2 separate regions of the Homo sapiens genome follow, and region 1 is linked to region 2. The links are chromatin loops, found by intact Hi-C in ENCODE. Cell type or tissue: endothelial cell of umbilical vein. All regions are shown on one strand. Each heading gives the region's core, and the rest is flanking DNA. Links, peaks and the distances in the headings are about the cores only.

Evidence for each region. A loop is a pair of places that touch in the nucleus more often than their neighbours do. Peaks named below come from ENCODE experiments on the same cell type or tissue, not always from the same donor. Only the 100,000 strongest peaks of a DNase experiment are listed, where the experiment ranks them.
Region 1: a loop joins it to region 2, with 5 times the contacts of the local background. A loop is called at or near these places in 3 of 110 quality-filtered maps.

Annotation. Positions count from the first base shown.
Region 1 is chr6:105,419,336-105,430,559 of GRCh38, forward strand. No RefSeq gene overlaps it. Among named protein-coding and RNA genes, the nearest start is that of PREP, 22 kb to the left of the region's middle. RefSeq lists an enhancer at 5,086-5,135. In endothelial cell of umbilical vein, for the core only: a CTCF peak has its summit at 5,035 (motif pointing left); DNase peaks (open chromatin) are centred at 5,006 and 9,286; H3K27ac peaks cover 787 bases; H3K27me3 peaks cover 140 bases.
Region 2 is chr6:104,989,891-105,001,114 of GRCh38, forward strand. All of the region lies in intron 2 of LIN28B (lin-28 RNA binding posttranscriptional regulator B), which reads left to right. Among named protein-coding and RNA genes, the nearest start is that of LIN28B, 38 kb to the left of the region's middle. In endothelial cell of umbilical vein, for the core only: no CTCF peak of the experiment used is centred there; a DNase peak (open chromatin) is centred at 6,471.

The sequences.
Region 1 (11,224 bases), core at 1,729-9,728, 430 kb after region 2:
ATTCTTATACACCAGTAAAAGACAAACAGAGAGCCAAATCATGAGTGAACTCCCATTCTCAATTGCTACAAAGGAATAAAATACCTAGGAATCCAACTTACAAGGGATGTGAAGGACCTCTTCAAGGAGAACTACAAACCACTGCTCAAGGAAATAAAAGAGGACACAAACAAATGGAAGAACATTCCATGCTCATGGATAGGAAGAATCAATATCGTGAAAATGGCCATACTGCCCAAGGTAATTTACAGATTCAATGCCATCCCCATCAAGCTACCAATGACTTTCTTCACAGAGTTGGAAAAAACCACTTTAAAGTTCATATAGAACCAAAAAAGAGCCCGCATTGCCAAGACAATCCTAAACAAAAAGAACAAAGCTGGAGGCATCATGCTACCTGGCTTCAAACTATACTACAAGGCTACAGTAACCAAAACAGCATGGTACTGGTGCTAAAACAGAGATATAGACCAATGGAACAGAACAGAGGCCTCAGAAACAACACCACACATCTACAACCATCTGATCTTTGACAAACCTGACAAGAAATGGGGAAAGGATTCACTATTTAATAAATGGTGCTGGGAAAACTGGCTAGCCATATGTAGAAAGCTGAAACTGGATCCCTTCTTTACACCTTACACAAAAATTAATTCAAGATGGATTAAAGACTTAAATATTAGACCTAAAGCCATAAAAACCCTAGAAGAAAACCTAGGCAATACCATTCAGGACATAGGCATGGGCAAGGACTTCATGTCTAAAACACCAAAAGCAATGGCCACAGAAGCCAAAATTGACAAATGTGATCTAATTAAACTAAAGAGCTTCTGCACAGCAAAAGAGACTACCATCACAGTGAACAGGCAACCTACAGAATGGGAGAAAATTTTTGCAATCTACTCATCTGACAAAGGGTTAATATCCAGAATCTGCAAAGAACTCAAACAAATTTACAAGAAAAACACAAACAACCCCATCAAAAAGTGGGTGAAGGATATGAACAGACACTTCTCAAAAGAAGACATTTATGCAGCCAACAGACACATGAAAAAATGTTCATCATCACTGGCCATCAGAGAAATGCAAATCAAAACCACAATGAGATACCATCTCATACCAGTTAGAATGGCTATCATTAAAAAGTCAGGAAACAGCTGGTGCTGGAGAGGATGTGGAGAAATAGGAACACTTTTACACTGTTGGTGGGACTGTAAACTAGTTCAACCATTGTGGAAGACAGTGTGGCAATTCCTCAAGGATCTGGAACTAGAAATACCATTTGACCCAGCGATCCCATTACTGGGTATATATCCAAAGGATTATAAATCATGCTGCTATAAAGACACATGCACACGTATGTTTATTGTGGCACTATTCACAATAGCAAAGACTTGGAACCAACCCAAATGTCCATCAATGATAGACTGGATTAAGAAAATGTGGCACATATACACCATGGAATACTATGCAGCCATAAAAAAGGATGAGTTCATGTCCTTTGTAGGGACATGGATGAAGCTGGAAAGCATCATTCTCAGCAAACTATAGCAAGGACAAAAAACCAAACACCGCATATTCTCACTCACAGGTGGGAATTGAACAATGAGAACACTTGGACAAAGGAAGGGGAACATCACACACCGGGGCTTGTCGTGGGGTTGGGGGTGGGGAGAGGGATAGCATTAGGAGATATACCTAATGTAAATAACGAGTTAATGGGTGCAGCACATCAACATGGCACATGTATACATATGTAACAAATCTGCACGTTGTGCACATGTACCCTAGAACTTAAAGTATAATTAAAAAAATAAAAGAAAAAGTACTTAATTTCACTAGGAATCAGGGAAATGCACATTTAAACCACAGTGTGGTATCATTACAGATCCACTAGATTAGAAACAATAATTCTGGGCCGGGCGTGGTGGCTACAGCTGTAATCCCAGCACTTTGGGAGGCTGAGGTGGGCAGATCAGGAGGTCAGAAGATCGAGACAATCCTGGCTAACACGGTGAACCCCGTCTCTACTAAAAATACAAAAAAGTAGCCAGGCATGGTGGCAGGCACCTGTAGTCCCAGCTACTCGGGAGGCTGAGGCAGGAGAATGGCGTGAACCCGGGAGGTGGAGTTTGCAGTGAGCGGAGATTGCACCACTGCAGTCCAGCCTCGGCAACAGAGCGAGACTCCGTCTCAAAAAAAAAAAAAAAAAAAAAAAAAAAAGATACAATAATTCCGAAAATACCAAGTATAGGGGAAGGATGTATAACAAGAGAGATTCTTCTCATGCACTTCTTGAAGGAATGTAGATTGGTAAAACCACATTGAAAAGCAGTTTTGCTTTGCCTAGTAAAGTTGAAGATTCATATATGTTACATCAGTAATCCCACTCAGGTATTTTTAAGAGAAGCTTATGGGCATGTGCACCAGGATATACATACAAGAATGTTTATGGCAGCATTTGTGCATAATAGCACCAAACTAGAAACCAAACTTATGTCCACCAATAGTAGATTGAATAAATTGTTGAGTATGTACACAATGGATTATATTATACACACTATTTTTAAATAATAACTACAGATGGTCTCCAACTTATGATGGTTTAACTTATCATTTTTTGACTTTACAATGGGTATATCTGGGTATTAAATGCATTTTTGGCTTACAATATTTTTGACTTATGACAGGTTTATCAGGAGATAACCTCATGGTAAGTTGAGGAACATCTGTATTGATATTTGCTTGACTTTAACAGAAGAAAAAGAAAAAGTAAAACTGATGGAATTGCTGAAACTTCAGATAGACTTTTCTTTAAAACTAGAGATGTTAGGCCAGGAGTGGTGGCTCATGTCTGTAATCCCAGCACTTTGGGAAGCTGAGGTGGGCAGATCACGAGGTCAAGAGATTGAGACCATCCTGGCCAACATGGTGAAAACCTGTCTCCACTAAAAATACAAAAATTAGCTGGTCGTGATGGCGCATGCCTGTAGTCCCAGCTACTTGGGAGGCTGAGGCAGGAGAATTGCTTGAACCTGGGAAGTGGAGGTTGCAGTGAGCTGAGATCGCACCACTGCAGTCCAGCCTGGCAACAGAGTGAGACTCCATCTCAAAAAAAAAAAAAAAAAAAAATCTAGAGATGTTAGTTCTCAAAAGAGCTCTTTGGAGGTAATATTATGAAAAGTAAACAGAACTGCATTTTCCTCTACTTTTTTAGGAGCATCAGTTTAATAAATAATAGTACATATAAAATCATAATGCTATAGTCTTTATGGAATGTTCTTATGTGTGTGCATGTGTGTGTTCTTACTTAAGTACAAGTTTAAACCTCAGACAGTATTTATTGATTTCTTATTTTCTGTCCACTCAGAAAGTCATGGTGGACATGGATTGTTTTAAATTCATGTTTAATTGATCTTGAATTTTCTGGCATAACCCTGGTATCAGAGATACAAGTGGTCTAAGACTACTCTGTGGGCCTGTTTTGTCAACTTATCTGTCATATAATGGAGGGGATGTTTTCTCTAGATACCCCGCTGAGCTGCTGACAATTCAAAGTTCCCTTTGGAGGTCTTGGGGACCAGAGGCTGGTCTCATTGGCCAGTTACATGTGGCAGAGGGAACGAGGGGCCCTCCTTGGAGGCAATAGGACACCCTTTAGGTTGGAGACAATACTTAAAGCCATGCTATGGGACCAAGATCCAAGAACCTGGTTAGGGTTTGAAACCTGCCAAATCTGAAAGTTCCAAAGGCAGACACCAAATTTAGGGTATGAGATCCAGAGTTTGGGGCCTGGAAAATCAAAGCTTTTGTGAATTGTGAACTGTAAAACAGAAAAGAGGGACTTGGAGAAGGTCCTGAGTAATTACTGCTCACAGAACTTAAAGCATTCACAATCTGCCATGACATGCTATTTAGGGACCAGCAAGAAAGCAAGGCACAGGTGGTTCTGCAGTAGTAAAAGCTTGAGGTGGATCACTAGTAAGCATGCTAACTGCCATGTAATGTAAGGAAATCTCCATTTTTATAGACAAAGTATTCCATAGCCTGCCAGTAGGAAAGCTCCTTTGACCCCTCACTGAGCGGTCACTCAGGTCTTCAGGATGTCTTTCTGCACACATTTCTTTCCAAGAGTTAGTGGAGTGAGGCTTCTGGGTTTATACTGGTGTCTTACAGTTGCAGTGTTTCTCAGCACTTGCCATCTACTGGCTTAAGGGACAGCAATTCTGAATGCCCCCTAGGACCTCTTTTTACAGCTTAGACTGGGCAATAAACTCAAAGAAAAAACTCACAGTAAAAATAGTTCACTTGTCCCCTTCTCTAACCCACATATGGAGACAAAACAAATTTCTCATAATATACCAACACTTTTAAAAGTGGAAGCCTAATGATTTGAATTCCAGTGGGTAAGGAAGGAAGCAATGTTTTTATGTCCTCTCCACCTTGGAACAGGGTGGGCTATTTCTCCATTTATGTGGGCTGGCAGCAGATGGGGAGGTAAGGGCTTCTCATGATCCACAGCACCACAGTGCCAGCCCCCTGTCAAGCCTATATCAAGAAGAGGTGTGCAGGAGAAAGCTGAGTGTTAGGATTTCACCTGGGCAGAAGAATCGGGGGTGCCAGTTGCAGATTCCCGAAAGAGTGACTGTGACTTGTTGTGGTCCTTTTCCTGTTCCTGGAGTCAGAAAAAAGGGACCAGCTGCTTACTGATCCATCTTCTTTGAAATGAAGTGGAGATTAATTCCTAATTGTTCCACTTCTCATACCTACACATCACAAGTGTAGGTTCACTCCTGATCATTTCTGTGTGTTTTGTATTGTACTGTATTGTATTGTACTGTATTGTAGACAGGGTCTTTCTCTGTTGCCCACGCTGGAGTGCAGTGCTGACCATTTCTTTATCTTTTCAAGGCAGCCCTGATCCCACAGATAGTCCTTCATCCCTTCTTCACTAACAGCCCCTCAGTACTGGATTCATACTCTCTTTAAGTCCCAGCCGTTTGAGGTTTCAAAGTTTGCTACACTGCCCTCTGCTGGTCTGAACTCGGATTTACCCTAAAATGGGGGGCTCCCATTGCCAAGTACTTGAAGTTCACCCTAGATAAACGGCTTCATCAATCTCTATAGCACTTGATTTCCTTTCCTTATCTGGTGAAGTTTCCTATTCATATAGAACTTAGAGATGCTTAGGCTCTTGGACAGTTTCTGCAAATGTAGCATGAGGCTCTTGGAAAGGGAGACTTCTCTGCTTAAGGTTACTCCCTGGCTCCTGGCTTAATCTTTTCAGTGACATTTAATTCTACGGCCAATATCTGATGTTTACTCTTGTTTCTAAGCCATGGATCCTTTCTTGGTCCTCGAGTACGTTAGCCAATATGTCACCCAGATCCTTAAAAAGAGTTAGGAAACCATTCCCTGAGGTACCCTAGAAGTCTGCAGTGATACCAGTTGCTTCCAGTCTATTCTGATGAATACTGTTCCTATGAAATCACTGGTGCATACCACCTACAACTGCCAAGATCACTCATCCTGTGTGTTTAACCCAGGACTGTCTGCTTCCAGTCTGCTTTAGAAATCACGTACAAATATTTTTAAAAATATTATCTACTAATAAGGCAATCTCTCATCACAGTACAGTACAAACACAAGGTGTGTTATTAAGGATTTATCTGGCACCACAAAATTTGCCATAAAACTTCAAAGTCTTAAGAATAGGATTATCTAAAAAGCTCAACATCACTGATCATTAGAGAAATGCAAATCCAAACCACAATGAGATATGATTTCATGCCAGTCAGAATGGTGATCATTAAAAAGTCAAGAAACAACAGATGCTGGTGAGGCTGCAGAGAGATAGGAACACTTTTTTCTGTTGGTGGGAGTGTAAATTAGTTCAACCATTGTGGAAGATGGTGTGGCAATTCCTGAAAGATCTAGAACCAGAAATACCATTTGACCCAGCAATCCCATTACTGGATATATACCCAAAGGAATATAAGTCATTCTATTATAAAAATACATGCATGTGTATGTTCATTGCAGCACTATTCACAATAACAAAGACATGGAATCAACCCAAATGCCCATCAATGATAGACTGGATAAAGAAAATGTGGTACATATACACCATGGAATACTGTGCAGCCATAAAAAGGAACAAGATCGTGTCCTTTGCAGGAACATTGATGGAGCTGGAAGACATTATCCTTAGCAAACTAACACAGGAACAGAAAGACCAAACACTGCATGTTCTCACTTATAAATAGGAGCTGAACAATGTGAACACATAGACACAGGGAGGGAAACAACACACACTGGGGCCTGCCTGGCAGGGTGGAGGGCATGGATGGAGGGAGAGCATCAGGAAGAATAGTTAATGCATGCTGGGCTTAATACCTAGGTGATGGGTTGATAGGTCTAGCAAATCATAAGGGCGCATGTTTACCTATGTAACAAACCTGCACATCCTGCGTGTGTACCCCAGAACCTAAAATAAAATAAAATAAAAAACGTAAAAAAAAGAATTTTCTTTGCCCTCTATTCCTTTTTTACCTTTCTTGACTTACCTCTTCAGAATCTATTCTCTTAGAACATTTGGTTTTGTGTGTTTGTGGCTGTATACCTACATACCTTTCCATCATTGCCATTAGCTTCTTTCCAACAAGCTTTCACAAGTCTAAGAATTCTTGATTAGATTTTTTTTTTATTTTGCTGGCCTACAGGATTTGACATCCCACTAAAATCTTCTATCCTTCAGATGAACACTTTAGCCCCCAATTCTAAACTTGACTGGATGTTACTCTGTTTGCCTAAAATATTTCTGATTTATTCATATCAGTTTTAAGGCACGTCCATTTCTTATATGTATTTAATTGTTTTATTTAAATTGATCTTTCTGGGTTTTTCTAATTATCACTTATAAGAAAAATCATGCTTCTTATGCATATGGAAGTACATGTTGGAAAATGGATAAAAGAGCCATTTTAAGGATAAAATGCAAATAGTGCATCAGGCCTCAAAATTTCACTTTGAGTTTTCCCTTTAATAACAAAATATGGCCAGGCATGGCCTATAATCCTAGCCTTTGGGGAGGCTGAGATGGGAGGATCACTTGGGCCCAGGAGTTCAAGACCAGCCTGGGCAACATAGGGAGACCCTGTCTCTATAAAAATTTTTAAAAAATTAGCCTAGCATGGTGGTATGTGCCTGTGGTCCCAGCTACTCAGGAGGCTGAGGTGGGAGAATCACTTGAGCCTGGGAGGTTGAGGCGCAGGTGACAGAGCAAGACCCTGTCTCAAGAACCAACTGACCAAACAAACAAAAATATAAGTCTTTCTCAAAAAAGGTAGTCACTTAACAGATATATATGGGTAACACCTATACACAGGACACTGAATTAAACATGGAATTATAAAAAGATGAACATATGTTGACTTGTGCTCAAACATGATCTCAGATTACTATATTAGGATTTCGATGGCCACTTCAGGAGCAAGTCTTTCATTTAATAAATATTTATTGAGTGCTTACCACATTCCAGGTACCATGCTAGAAGCTAGAGATTTATGGAGCCTGGATTTGGGAGGTAACTCTAATCTAGTGCAGTTGGATCTATAGGACAGGATGCTGTGGGAGCACAGATGTCATCTAACTTCGTCTTGGAGGGATAGAGAAGGGTGACCCAAGGTAGTAATGTCTAAATTGAATTTGAGAAATGAGTAAGAAGTAACGAGGTACAGATCAGAAGTAGCGGGGGTGAGCAGCTAGGTGCAGAGTTTAAGGGAGCACCCTATGGAAATGCTGAGGGCTGTGTACAAGGGATGTATGTGAAGGAGTGTGAGAGTTTGGTATGGATGGAGCCTGCATTAGTCTGTTCTCACGGTGCTAATAAAGACATACCCAAAAACTGGGTAATTTATATAGGGAAGAGGTTTAATTGACTCACAGTTCAGTATGGCTGGGGAGGCCTCAGGAAACTTACAATCATGACAGAAGGGGAAGCAAACACATTCTTCTTCTCATGGTGGCAGGAAGAAGTGCAGAGCAAAAGGGGAAAAAACCCATATAAAACCATCAGATCTTGTGAGAACTCACACACTATCACAAGAACAGCAGCATGGGGGTATGCGCCCCCATGATTTAATTATCTCCCTCTGGGTCCCTCCCACCACACATAGGGATTATGGGAACTACAATTCAAGATGAGATTTGGGAGGGGACACAGCCAAACCATATCAGAGCCTACAGAGCAATGTAGGAGTCAGGAGAGATGAAGCTGGAGAGGAAAATTGGTCAAATCATGCAAGTCTCCTATATTCATTGATGATAGGGAACTAGGAGAGATATGCACTGGCTTTATAGTAAATGGCTCCTATAGTGTGTGAGTCAGATAATGTCACAGGCATGATACAAATTATAAGCAGGGTAGGCCTTGCTGCTGCAACAAAGATCTACAAATTCAATGACTTAGAGAACAGAAAGTTTATTTCTTTCTCACTTCATAGGACTGAGTGGTTTCAAGTCAGCAGCTAGAAATGGGAAGAGGAGAAGGTGGGCTCTGCTTTTTGCAGAGACCCCGGCTGACTGCAGCTGTGCTATCTTTAACCCATTGTTTCTAGCATCACCACCCCAGGAAACTAGAAAGAGAAACGGGATTGTAAGTAAGTGGCTTTTATGGGCCAGGTCTGAAAGTAGCACGTACTGCTTCTGTCACATTCCATTAGTCAGAAACCGGTCACATGGTTACACCATATTGCAAAGTACCCTGGAAAATGGAGCCCAGTTTTGTGCTCAGGAAGAAGAGAAAATGGATTTTGGGGAATAGTGTCTGCCACAGTGCTGGAGGGAAGAGCTGGTGGGCTATGAATCAGAACCATTGCTCACTCCTTCTAAGAGCCCTTTCTCTAGTTGCCTCTGCTTATCTCGTAGTCCTGGTCTTCTTTCAATTCCATTTCCCTTATGCAAATACATACAGGGCCTCTTGGATTATTTATCTCAACCCTAGCTACTTGTCATTCCTCAACTAAGATTCATGTTTGATCAATCTCCTCTGACTCTCAGCACAACAGGCTGTTTGCTTGCCCAGCTCAGCCTGTTTTAAGGAGAGAGTCCGACCTTGCTGGTCAGTTGGGGAAGCCAGAAATGCTGGTTGGTAGGTGGCACTCAGCAAGACACTCATTCCAAAGCAACACACACGTAATGAATGCAAGGATTCAGTCACGCTCAGGAGAACACAACAACACTGGCTCCCTTGACCTATTTCCTCAAGACTAAACTTTCAAAAGAGTAACCACACCCAGGCTGACCAGGGAATTGTTAAAAACAGGGATGTCAGCATGCTCTGATCTGACTGCCAACAAAAATATTTCCTTTGTGTTGATGCTTTCTTCATACTGCACTCAGGAAGGGCAAAGAAGTTTGACCTGTCTGGGTTGGAGAGCCCGGTGAACCACTCTCCCCAGGGTTTCTCTCTGGGAGTTACAGAAAGAGGCCTGCATGTTGTTTCTTTCTAATGGGAGTTGAGGCTACCACTTTCATAACCACCGATTAGTCCTATTTGCTATTAGGAAATCTCAGGGCTCTCCATCAAAGGCCTCATTGTTTGGATGTTTTTTTTCTTTCACTTGTGTCACTCTGCTAAGGTACGCTTTCACTCAGCAGTGTCTTCTGGGTCATTTTTATAATGCTGTTAAAGAGAGGATGAAAGTGCTAGAATCAAGAGTTGGAGATACCACTCCTCACCAAGAGTTTAAAACCGACATTGAGCGGAGGTGAGGAGGGATGGGGAATTTGTTGATGAATTTGTATTTATTTGTGTATGTCCCTTGGGTTTGTTTCCTTTTTGTCCAAATCCAGACATTTAAAACTCATATGTCTACGCTCATGATTTATAGAGATCTTCACTGTCATGATAAGCAAAATAGGAAGAAAAGGAAAATAAACAAATAAAAAATAAATAAAAAGGAATTCTGAGTGTTAGGGCTTTTTATTTCTGTCTTCATGTAATATATAAGCCTCATAGAAATACAGGTAAGGACTTGATTTCCTCTAAAGCCATTTCAAGCATTATAGTATATGAGAAATTTGCATTTTAATATTGTCTAAAAACATCGTGTTGTTATTATTGACCACCTGATTCTTAGCCATATTTCAAATTAAGCTAGCCATATGAAATAGTAGTTCTTCCATTAGTAATGCCATCTCTTATTCTTAGTCTTTTTTTTTTAAGGATTTCACTAAAACATTTATTCTAAGAAGCCCTCTTTCATTCACCTCGATTTGACTGGGATTATTTCTTTAAATTTTACATTTGTATCCCAGATGTGGCAAGGCCCTAGGACCAATCAGGATAGTCCAGGTAATGTTGAGGTAATGATCCCAGAATCTCAGTGGCTTAAATCAGCAAAAGTGTGTTTCTCCTTCGTGCTCCAGGTCCAGTGTGGCTCAGCACATGTGGAGTCACTCAGGGACCAGATCCAGATCCACAGAGGCTCCATCCTAATGTGTTCCGTAAGCATCCTGTTAGAGTGAAGAGAACGTGGTGAAATACATACTGACTTGGAAAGCTTCTATCTGGAAGTGGTGTGTCACCTCTGCTCATGTTTTTTTGGCCAAAGGAAGACACATGTTCACAATTAACTGCATATCAATAAGTAGCAAAGGATAGGTTAAATTAACAAACACTCCCGTCCATATGAGTAAGTATCACAGTTTTAAAGCATTCTCTCAGACATTTCAGCAAAGGATAGGTTAAATTAACAAACACTCCCGTCCATATGAGTAAGTATCACAGTTTTAAAGCATTCTCTCAGACATTTCAGCAAAGGATAGGTTAAATTAACAAACACTCCCGTCCATATGAGTAAGTATCACAGTTTTAAAACATTCTCTCAGACATTTCAGGGAGGTTGGAAGGGTAGGTTAATAATTTACTCATTCTATATATAGGGAAACCAAGGCTTAGAGAGATTTTTTTTTTTTTAAGGTCAAAGAACTTTCCTTTAGATTAGCTAATCATGATTACCAGTTTTTTTTTTTTTTAAATCTACAAATTTTCAGCATTATATTTTGTAATGTGCAAATTGATAAGCACCAATTCTGTGGCACAGATCTGGTGTTCAGAGTAATAGAAACAAAACAGCATTTGTCCAGCTATGTCACCATCAGCAATTGAGAGAAGTCTAAGCCCATTTCAGAGTCTTCCATCTGAACTAATCCCAGGAGT
Region 2 (11,224 bases), core at 1,963-9,962:
AGCCAGTGAAATGAAATTTTAGGTTATTGATTTTAAACGCTTCTTTTCTGTAAATGCATTTAAAGCTATTCATTTCCATCGGAGACTACTTTAACCACATTTCTCATAGATTGATATGTTGTGTTTTCATTACCATTCAGTGAAAAATACATTTTAATTTTCATTGTGATTTCTTCTTTGGCTCATGGGCTATTTTGAAAGTATGTTGCTGAATTTCTAAATATTTGGAATTTTCCTAGTTACTTTTCTGTAATTGAGCCACATTTAATTCCATAATGATTAGATAATATATTCTGTATTATTTTAATCCTTTCAGGATTTGTTAAGATCTAGTATGTGGCTCAGAATGTGGTCATAGTATGTGCATTTGAAAAGAATGTATATTCTGCAGTTCTGCAGGCATAGCGTTTTACATATATTTATTAGGTTAAGCTAGTTAGTCATATTCAAATCTATATCCTTACTGATTTTTTTGTTTGCTTTTTCTGTCTAAGAGAATCTGATAATAATATGGTTTATACTGGCTGTCTTTGGATGAGTGTTTCACCTGGTATAATTTTATTATCCTTTTGAATTTAACTTTTCTGTTACCTTATGTTTAGTGTGCCTCTTGTAAATGTCGTATATATTAGTCTTCATTATTTATTTTGAAAATTTTAGTCTTGTTTTTTATTTTTTATTTTTTTTTTTTTATTGATCATTCTTGGGTGTTTCTCGCAGAGGGGGATTTGGCAGGGTCATAGGACAATAGTGGAGGGAAGGTCAGCAGATAAACAAGTGAACAAAGGTCTCTGGTTTTCCTAGGCAGAGGACCCTGCGCCTTCTGCAGTGTTTGTGTCCCTGGGTACTTGAGATTAGGGAGTGGTGATGACTCTTAACGAGCATGCTGCCTTCAAGCATCTGTTTAACAAAGCGCATCTTGCACCGCCCTTAATCCATTTAACCCTGAGTGGACACAGCACATGTTTCAGAGAGCACCGGGTTGGGGGTAAGGTCATAGATTAACAGCATCCCAAGGCAGAATAATTTTTCTTAGTACAGAACAAAATGGAGTCTCCTATGTCTCCTTCTTTCTACACAGACACAGCAACAATCTGATTTCTCTATCTTTTCCCCACATTTCCCCGTTTTCTATTCGACAAAACTGCCATCGTCATCATGGCCCGTTCTCAATGAGCTGTTGGGTACACCTCCCAGACGGGGTGGCGGCGGGCAGAGGGGCTCCTCACTTCCCAGAAGGGGCGGCCGGGCAGAGGCGCCCCCCCACCTCCCGGACAGGGCGGCGGCCAGGCGGAGACGCCCCCCACCTCCCTCCCAGACGGGGTGGCTGGCCGGGCGGGGGCTGCCCCCTGCCTCCCTCCCGGACGGGGTGGCTGCCGGGTGGAGGGGCGCCTCACTTCTCGGACGGGGCGGCTGCCGCGCGGAGGGGCTCCTCACCTCTCAGAGTGGGCGGCCGGGCAGAGACGCTCCTCACCTCCCAGACGGGGTCGCGGCCGGGCAGAGGCGCTCCTCACATCCCAGACGGGGCGGCGGGGCAGAGGTGATCCCCACATCTCAGACGATGGGCGGCTGGGCAGAGACGCTCCTCACTTCCTAGACGGGATGGCGGCCGGGAAGAGGCGCTCCTCACTTCCCAGACTGGGCAGCCGGGCAGAGGGCCTCCTCACATCCCAGAAGATGGGCGGCCGGGCAGAGACGCTCCTCACTTCCCAGATGGGGTGGTGGCCGGGCAGAGGCTGCAATCTCGGCACTTTGGGAGGCCAAGGCAGGCGGCTGGGAGGTGGAGGTTGTAGCGAGCCGAGATCACGCCACTGCACTCCAGCCTGGGCAACATTGAGCACTGAGTGAACGAGACTCCGTCTGCAATCCCGGCACCCCAGGAGGCCGAGGCTGGCAGATCACTCGCGGTTAGGAGCTGGAGACCAGCCCGGCCAACACAGCGAAACCCCGTCTCCACCAAAAAAATACGAAAACAGTCGGGGTGGCGGCGTGCGCCTGCAATCGCAGGCACTCGCAGGCTGAGGCAGGAGAATCAGGCAGGGAGGTTGCAGTGAGCGGAGATGGCAGCAGTACAGTCCAGCTTTGGCTCGGCATCAGAGGGAGACCGTGGAAAGAGGGAGGGGGAGGGGGAGGGAGAATTTTAGTCTTTTAATTGGAGTCTTTAATCTGTTCACATCTTGTTTTTTTTTTTTGAGATGGAGTTTTGCTCTTGTTGCCCAGGTTGGAGTTCATGCGATCTCGGCTCACCGTAACCTCCGCCTTTGGGTTCAAGTGATTCTCCTGCCTCAGCCTCCCAAGTAGCTGGGATTACAGGCATGCATCACCACACCTGGCTAATTTTGTATTTTTAGTAGAGACAGGGTTTTTCCATGTTGGTCAGGCTGGAAGTGCAGTGACCTCAGGTGATCCGCCCACCTTGGCCTCCCAAAGTGCTGGGATTACAGGCATGAGCCACTGCGCCTGGCCTCATTTACATCTTATGTAACAATTAATATTACTTGGTTTAGGTCTGCAACCTTGCTATTTGTTTTCAAGTTGTTTTTTCTGTTATTTGTCATTATTCCTTCTTGCTTGCTTTTGGATTAAGTTTCTGTTGTGTGTGTGTGTGTGTGTGTGTGTGTGTGTTTTTTTTTTAAACAGGGTCTCACTCTGTCACCCAGGCTGGAATGCAGTGGCATAATCATGGCTCACTTCAGCCTTAACTTCCCAGGCTCAAGCGATCCTTCCACCTCAGCCTGCTGAGTAGCTGGGATCACGGTCATGTGCCACCACATCTGGATAATTAAAAAAATTTTTTTTTGTAGAGATGGGATCTCTCTATGGTGCCCAGGCTGGTTTTGAACTCCTGTGCTCAAGTGGTCCTCCTACCTTGGCCTCCCAAAGTTCTGAGATTATAGGCATGAGCCATTGTGTCTGGCCTGATCAAGTATTTTTTACTACTCTTTCTTCTCTATTAGCTTTATACTTTTACTTTTCTCAAAATTTTTTTTAGTGGTGACACTGGAGGTTACAGTGTGCGTCCTCAATTTATTTCAGACAACTTTGAATTATTACTTTTTTACTCTCCCAAGAATCTCATGGTGTCTCTTGAGTTGTTTCTTTTAATATAGTTGAATTTATCAACCTTCATACATGATTTTTGCCTTTTGTATTTTGTTTCAGAATTATTTTCTTACTCTGAGATTATTAAACTGTTTTTTTATCTTATTTTTAAAGCTTTAAAATATTTTCTTTAACATTTAAAAGTCCCTGAAGTTATGTGTTTATATTAATATTATTAAGACTAGTTTTGCTGTTGGGGCCCAGCATGGTGACTCATGTAATCCCAGCACTTAGGAAGACTGAGGTGGGAGGATCACATGAGGCGAGTTCAGGACCAGCCTGTGCAACATAGCAAGACCCTGTTTCTACCAAAATAAAAAATAAAAATTAGCTGGGCATGGTGGAGAGGACCTGTAGTCTGAGCTACTTGGGAGGCTGAGGCAGGAGATCACTTGAGCTCAGGATTTCGACTGTAGTGAGCTGTGATCACACCACTGCATTCCAGCCTTGGTGGCAGAACAAGACCCTTTCTCAAAAAAACAAAACAAAACAAGATTTTATTGTTGAATAAATGGCCATTGTTTAATTTGTTTGTTTCAGGCTTTTAAAGTTAAGAGCTTTGGCTGGGGGCGGTGGCTTAGGCCTGTAATCCCAGCACTTTGGGAGGCCGAGGTGGGTGGATTGCTCGAGGCCAGGAGTTCAAGACCAGCCTGGCCAAGATGGTGAAACCCTATCTCTACAAAAATACAAAAACTAGCCAGGTGTGGTGGCATGCATCTGTAGTCCCAGCTACTTGGGAGGCTGAGGCACAAGAATCCCTTTAACCTGGGAGACGGAGGTTGCGGTGAGCCGAGATTGAGTCACTGCACTTCCAGCCTGGATGACAGAGCGAGATTGTCTCAAAAAAAAAAAAAAAAAAGTTAAGACCCTTAATTTTGTGAGCGTCAGTACAAATAATAATTCCAAAAGCAATAAACCAATCATCTTAGAAAGTTACTTTTTCTTAAATAGTATTGAGCAGAAAATATTTATCTCTAAAGGTATCATTAAACTATACCAGTTCTTGATAAAAATATATATATATATTTTTGAGACGGAGTCTCCTTCTGTCGCCCAGGCTGGAGGGCAGTGGCGCAATCTCGGCTCACTGCAAGCTCCGCCTTCCAGGTTCATGCCATTCTCCTGCCTCAGCCTTCCAAGTAGCTGGGATTACAGGCGTGTGCCACCACACCCGGCTAATTTTTTGTATTTTTAGTAGAGACGGCATTTCACTGTGTTAGCCAGGTTGGTCTCGATCTCCTGACCTCGTGATCCGCCCGCCTCGGCCTCCCAAATTGCTGGGATTACAGGCGTGAGCCACCGCGCCTGACCGATAAAAACATTTTTTAACTTTTAACGATACTTTTAAGTGAAGATCTGTGGCAAAATAAAATTGTTTTACTAAGAATTAGCAAATCAGTTATTTAACTTATCCATTCAATTTTGTTTTCTGCCAGGCATTGTGTTAGCTATTTAGGATTTAAAAATGGATTCAGTCATGGGCTCTGTCTTCAAGGACCTTGTGGTTTGGAATAGGAGAGAAAGCTATAAATCGTTCATAAAAGTGACATAGATCCTGTTGGGAAAATTTGTATATTGGAATCCCAAAAGGGGAGGTTTTTCATTTGTCAGGGTGTTAAAAATATTATGTAAGAGTCGATTATTAATTTGAGCCTTGTAAGAGAAGGGTCTTTGTCAGGCAGTAATTCTCAACAGAGAAGGCATTACATTCAGAGCCAGGCATTTTTAGAACATTTTAAATAGTTAAGTGTGGGCAAAGGATGAGAGGACGGTGTGAGACAGTTGGTTGAAGAGGTAAGAGGGATGGAAAGGTTGGCCTTAAACTTATTGAAAGGTCGGCTTTAAACTGATTCACACGGGGAGCCTTTGAAGGATTTTAAGCAGACAAGTAATTTGAACAGATTTTCACTATAAGTGGTTCTTGCTGTATTGCAGACTGAGTTATCCCTAACTGGAAAATCTCAAATCCAAAATCTTCCAAGATCCAAAAATTTTTGAGCACCAACTTACTGTCCAAAGGAAATACTCACTGGAGCATTTTGGATTTTGGGGATTAGGGATGCTCAGCTGGTAAGTATAATGCATATATTTCAAAATCCCAGAAATGTCCAAAATCTCAAACACTTCTGGTTCCAAGCATTTTGGATAAGGGATACTCAGCCTGTGTATTGAGGATGCATTTAAGGAAGGTAAGAGAACTGCATTTCTAGGAAAAGGGTAAAGGAGGCCTTAACCAAAGCAGTAACACTGGAGACAAACAGGAACATTAGAGATTTAAGGAGAGTATACTTAGGATTTGGTAGACTATTGGTTGTAGAGGGTGAGAGAGGAGGCAAGCATACGAGTGACTTATTACATTTCTAGCTTGAGTTGATTGAGTGGATCGGAGAGACAGAAGCATGAGAATTATAGTGAAGGAGAGGGATCCTCAGATTTGGGGGGGCCAGATATAAAATCTGTTTTAGAAATGTAAGTATGCAGGCCCTGTGACCATCCAGTTGGATATATTCATGTGGGTCTGAGAACTCAAGTCTAGGTTCTAGTTATAGATATGGGAATCATCAGATTTAAGTGGTAGTGAAATAGAAAATGTAGAGTGGGAAGAAAAGAATCCAGGAATAGAACTTAGCAAAGTACCAGTAAATAAGAGGGATTAGTGACATACTTTCTTCATAGTGATAGAAAGATATAAATGTTTAGATCCACAAGAAGCATATCTTCTGTTTCGGAAGTAGAAGGCAAATATATATGTGCGTTTAATGGAAACATTTTTACTCAACAGCATGTAAATAAATACATGTAATAAGAACTGTAAAAACATGATGAACTAAATATAAACTAAACTAAAAAAAATAGCTAAAGCCAAACTAAAAGTAGCTTGGGCTTATATAATGAAGGGAAACTTCTTAGATAACTATGTCTTCTGAGTAAGGTTTAAAAAATATTTAAAAATTATTTTAAAATTATATACTTTATATATATATATATAAAATACACATATATACATACCCCACTAGAAACACATGTGAATCAAACAAAATCAGGTTTATAATTTGCAGCAGTGTGAGACACGGCACATCATGTGGAATCTTGTAGCATCTCAATAAGAGGGCGTTAAAAAGGACTTATGGGACTTGAGTTTATGTTAGGGGATTTGCAGAGGGTTAAGGAAGCAGGGATTTGCTCTGGACTGGATGCCATCAGAAAGCAGGAGTCATTCTGTGGTTGGGTATCTTAACAATTCTTATCTAGAAAGAGGAATATAGCAGGGCTAAAACTAGAAATTGTTAAACAACTTTATTAGCCAGAAGAGGGGAGTGTTTGATCATTTCTGGTTTGGACAGTGTTCTTGTTTTTGTCTCTGTTCAGATAAGGTCACAGAATGTTCTTGTCTGATGTTAGTGTTCTCTGAAATTGTTTATGTTCAACAGAACACTCTTGGCCTAACAGATAGTGCCAAGACAGCTCCTGACTGTGAAGGGCTGCTTCTGTCTTTCTCAGTATATAACAGTGATAAGTGAAGAGAAGAATTTAGCAAAGGCTTAGAGGCAGAGACAAATGTTGGGTGTTGTTAGGAAGTGCTCTAGTAAGTCTGTATTGGGAATACACTAAGGACAGTAATTAAGGAGGTGTAGAGGGGTAGTAAAGTAAGGAAAAACCAGGTCGTATATGGTTTTAATTGATAAACTTTGGAATATCCTTCATGTAGATTCCTTAACCAGGTTGTGGTATGATGAAAATAGTGTTTGTGGACAAAACTCCCCCTTAATTGTTTAATGAACATTTTACCTTGCCTATAAGTCTATTTCAAATAACTTTATTTTTCTTAAAAATGTTTGTCCAAGCCAGGTAAGGGGGCATGCACCCGTGGTCCCAGCTACTTGGGGGAAGCTAAGGTAGGAAGATCACTTCACCCCAGGAGTTTGAGGCTGCGTGAGCTAGGAATGAGCTATTGCACTCCAGCCTGGGTGACAGAGTGAAACCTTGGTTTTTAAAAGGAAAAGAAAGGCCGGGCACAGTGGTTCATGCCTGTAATCCCAGCACTTTGGGAGGCCAAGGCGGGTGGATCATGAGGTCAGGAGATCGAGACCATCCTGGCTAACACGGTGAAGCCCCATCTCTACTAAGAATACAAAAAATTAGCTGGGCATGGTGGCACACACCTGTAGTCCCAGCTACTCGGGAGGCTGAGGCAGGAGAATGGCGTGGACCCGGGAGGCAGAGGTTGCAGTGAGCCAAGATCGCGCCACTGCACTCCAGCCTGCGCGACAGAACGAGACTCCGTCTCAAAAAAAAAAAAAAAGAAAAGAAAAAGAAAAGAAAAAGTTTGTCCATAAAATATTTTTACATGGTTATAATTTTAATTTTATTGTTATGATATATAAATATTGTGATTTATATAGTATTTCGTATATATAGATAAGATGGAGTGAAAGGAAGAAAAGAATAAAAAATTTGAACCTTGATGATGACGAAATTGAACTGTATCTATATGTATAGTTTCTCAGTTGCCCAATATAATATAGTACCAACAAAAATATGTAACACCCGCCCCCCCCCGCCACACACACACGTTATTTCTATGAGATAGCCTGAAAGTTGCAATATAGACCTGACTGCTAAAATGATAAAATGTTTTCAGGTTGAGAGGTTTGACATTTGGTGATGATGATAGAGAATAATGATGGTAGAATTTCTAATGGTAAGAAGCTCATACTTGTACTGAAATCAGAATTTATAATCTGCACATGGCCGGGTTCATATCCCATAAAAATTAGTCTTAGCACATTAGCTAAGGCTGACACTTCCGGGTTTATATGCCTAGCATCCCCATTAGTGTTGGTGTCACTCATGGGAAGCAGCAGTAGCCTTTTTTCCTTAATTTATTCCCTTGTGCCTTTTTGATGAGCTTGTCTTCTTCTACATGCTTTTGAAAAGACTGTCTTATTTATATACAATAATAAACTGAGGAAAAAAAGGTTTCATTATTGGAAAAGCCTTATTGTTGAAAGATTGTTTTAAACCCTTTTATGCTGTAAAATTAAGTCCTTTTGTTATCCATTTAACTTGTTTTAGTCATAATTAGAATAGTTTTAGCTAAAATGTGTAATACTGATCAAACCATACAATAACAGAATATTAAAATAAACATACCTAATTCAAGACCCATGTTTTTAAGAAGTGTTTCATGTTATAAGACCCCACAAGGTTAAAACCAAGAAATAATTGAAGTTCATTGCAGTAAAATTTAACCTATTATGTAATTGAAGTCCTGTGACTATATTTTATTCATAAAGCATAAAGTTCAACTAAAAGAGGGATGTAAATCTGTTAACATTTTATTATCATTTTGTTTAGATTTTTCAGTGTTAAACAGAACATACTTAACAATGAGCTTATTCCAAAATAATTTAGGATTAGCTGGTTTAATTTTATTCTTTGTATAATAGTTTATTGTTAAAATATAGACAATAATAATTTGTGATTTTAAAATTTGTTTACCTTCACCATTTATATTTAACTACTTTTTTCTCTCCGTACTTGCCAGCTGTGTCATGTTACAACTGCCTATATAAAAAATTAATTTCTTCTTGTCCATTCATTTCCTCTTAGAATCCAGTATCATTTATCATTCACTGATGTTGACATTTAAAGTCATTTTTATATTTAGATAACCTATTATTTATAAAAGTAATGATGGCCATTTAATGAGTGAAATATTTTATTCCAAATATATTTTAATGTCATCAAGACAGTTTACTTACACATTGGGGTCTAAAATATTTAACTAAAGTGAGTAAATTATGTATAAATTAAGTATGTATGTACGGTAAACCAGGTAATTTTTTGGGTATTGTGCATGACTAAGGATCTTTGTCATTTTAACTATATTTTTATTACTAGACTTAAATAGCTTGTAGAAACTTCTTAAGTAATTGAAAGGCCAATTGCAAAGTAAGAAAATGATTTATAATGTACAGACAAAAGATTTAAAATCCTTGCAGTATATAGAACTTTTGAGAATTAGAAAAAACAAGCATCGTTATCGAAAATGGGCAAAGGACAGGAATATGGAAATTCATGAAGATATAAATATAGAAATTAAAGAACTGAAATTTGAAAGCAACATTTAGTAGATGAAAGTTTGGCAATGTTATTATTTTATTTATTTATTTATTTTTTGAGGTGGGGGCTAGAGTTCAGTGGCATGCTCATAGCTCATTGCAACCTTGAACTCTAAGGCTCAAGAGATCCTCCTACCTCACCCTCCAGAGCAGCTGGGACTATAGGCCTTTGACACCACTTCCAACTGATTTTGTGTTTTTTGTAGAGATGGGATCTTGCTATGATTCCCAGGCTGGTCTTGAACTCCTGGCCTCAAGCAGTCATCCCACCTCAGTCTCCTAAAATGTTGGGATTCCAGGCATAACCCACCTAACCCAGCCTGTTTTAATGATAATACCTAATACTAGCAAGGTTGCAGAGAAATAATTTGTAATGTATATCAAAAGCATGTAAATTAGAATGGATATGCACAAAGATATTTATTATAGCACTTACAACAAAGAATTAGAAACATGTTCATCATTAGGTGATTAAATCATGAACATCAATGTAATGGCATGTATATTGTGTAGCCAATTTAAGTTATTTGTTTGTTTTACCCTGTCTTATGGTGCTGAACAAAGGAAGTTCTTTTTTTTTGGAGACGGAGTTCGTTCTTGTCGCCCAGGCTGGAGTGCATTGGCATGATCTCGGCTCACTACAACTTCTGCCTCCCGGGTTCAAGTGATTCTCCTGCCTCAGCCCCCGGAGTAGCTGGGACTACAGGCATGTGCCACCATGCCTGGCAAATTTTGTGTTTTTATTAGAGACGGGGTTTCTCCATGTTGGTCAAGCAGGTCTTGAACTCCCAACCTTAGGTGTGATCCGCCTGCCTCGGCCTCCCAAAGTGCTGGGATTACATTGTTAACTGTATTCAGAAGTTCTTTGATTTCCTTGGCACTCCTTTTGAGGACCACCAGGGAAGGGGAAAGCTGAGCACATTTCCATTCTGCTTCAACCAGAATGTTTTGTCTCTATTTTTTTAATACAGAAGTTTCAAATAAGAGTTTACCTGCAAAAATGGTGGGGGAGGGGGCACATTTGGCTGCTAAAACCATGGTCTTAAAATGTTCAATTCTATGCATGTTATCTTCCTAAATGAAAAAAGTATAGTATGAAACATTGGGTATAGAAGGAGCCATGTTTAAAAAAACAGTTATATCTCCATCTCTCTGTGTGTATGAAAAAATGCAAGTTTTCTATACACACAGTTTTTTATAGTGGTAACAGAGTGGTAAAAAAATAAAATGGTCACAGTAGTGTGGTGGGATTTCAAGTTGTTTTTTACTTTCTGTTTTTCTTGTCTATATTTTCTAAAATGAATGGGTAGTATTTGTGACGATTAGAAAACAAAGCAATAGCAGTCACTTATAAATACCTTTAAAATGTTGGCACATTTCCATGCAAAATTCTATTTTAATGCTGGTCTGGTCAGAACTAGTTTTGCCTGTCAAGACTAATTGTTCAAGAGACCTTTTTATATAAAAGAGCTATGTTGTAACTGGATTTCTGTTGCACTAGTGTTTTAATTTAATAGGTAAAATAATTTAAATAATAAAGAATAAAAATTTAAAATATTTATTAAATTAAAAAAATAGAAAATCCTTCCTTAACCTAGAATAATAATCACTAAATATAAGATTTACTATATGCCAGTTGTTCTAAGCAGTTGACATATATTCACTCATCTAATTCTTACAACAACCCTAATTCAGAATTACTGTTATGTACAGAAAGCTGAATTAATATGACCAAGGTCACACTACTGATTCAAACTACCTTAGATGTTACTTTTGTATTCCGAGTTTCACCTCGTTGAACTCCAATTCAGACAACTAATTCTTTTAAATTTTAAAAATAGTTTATAGATGGCAGATGTGAAAACATATATATATTGACATTTATGTGTATATTTTATGTTATTTGTATTTTCAGTTTTTTAAAATCATCTTGTTAGAAGCCTTTGACCAACAGCTGTTGTTACTTCACTCATTGCTACCATCATATGCAGATAGTA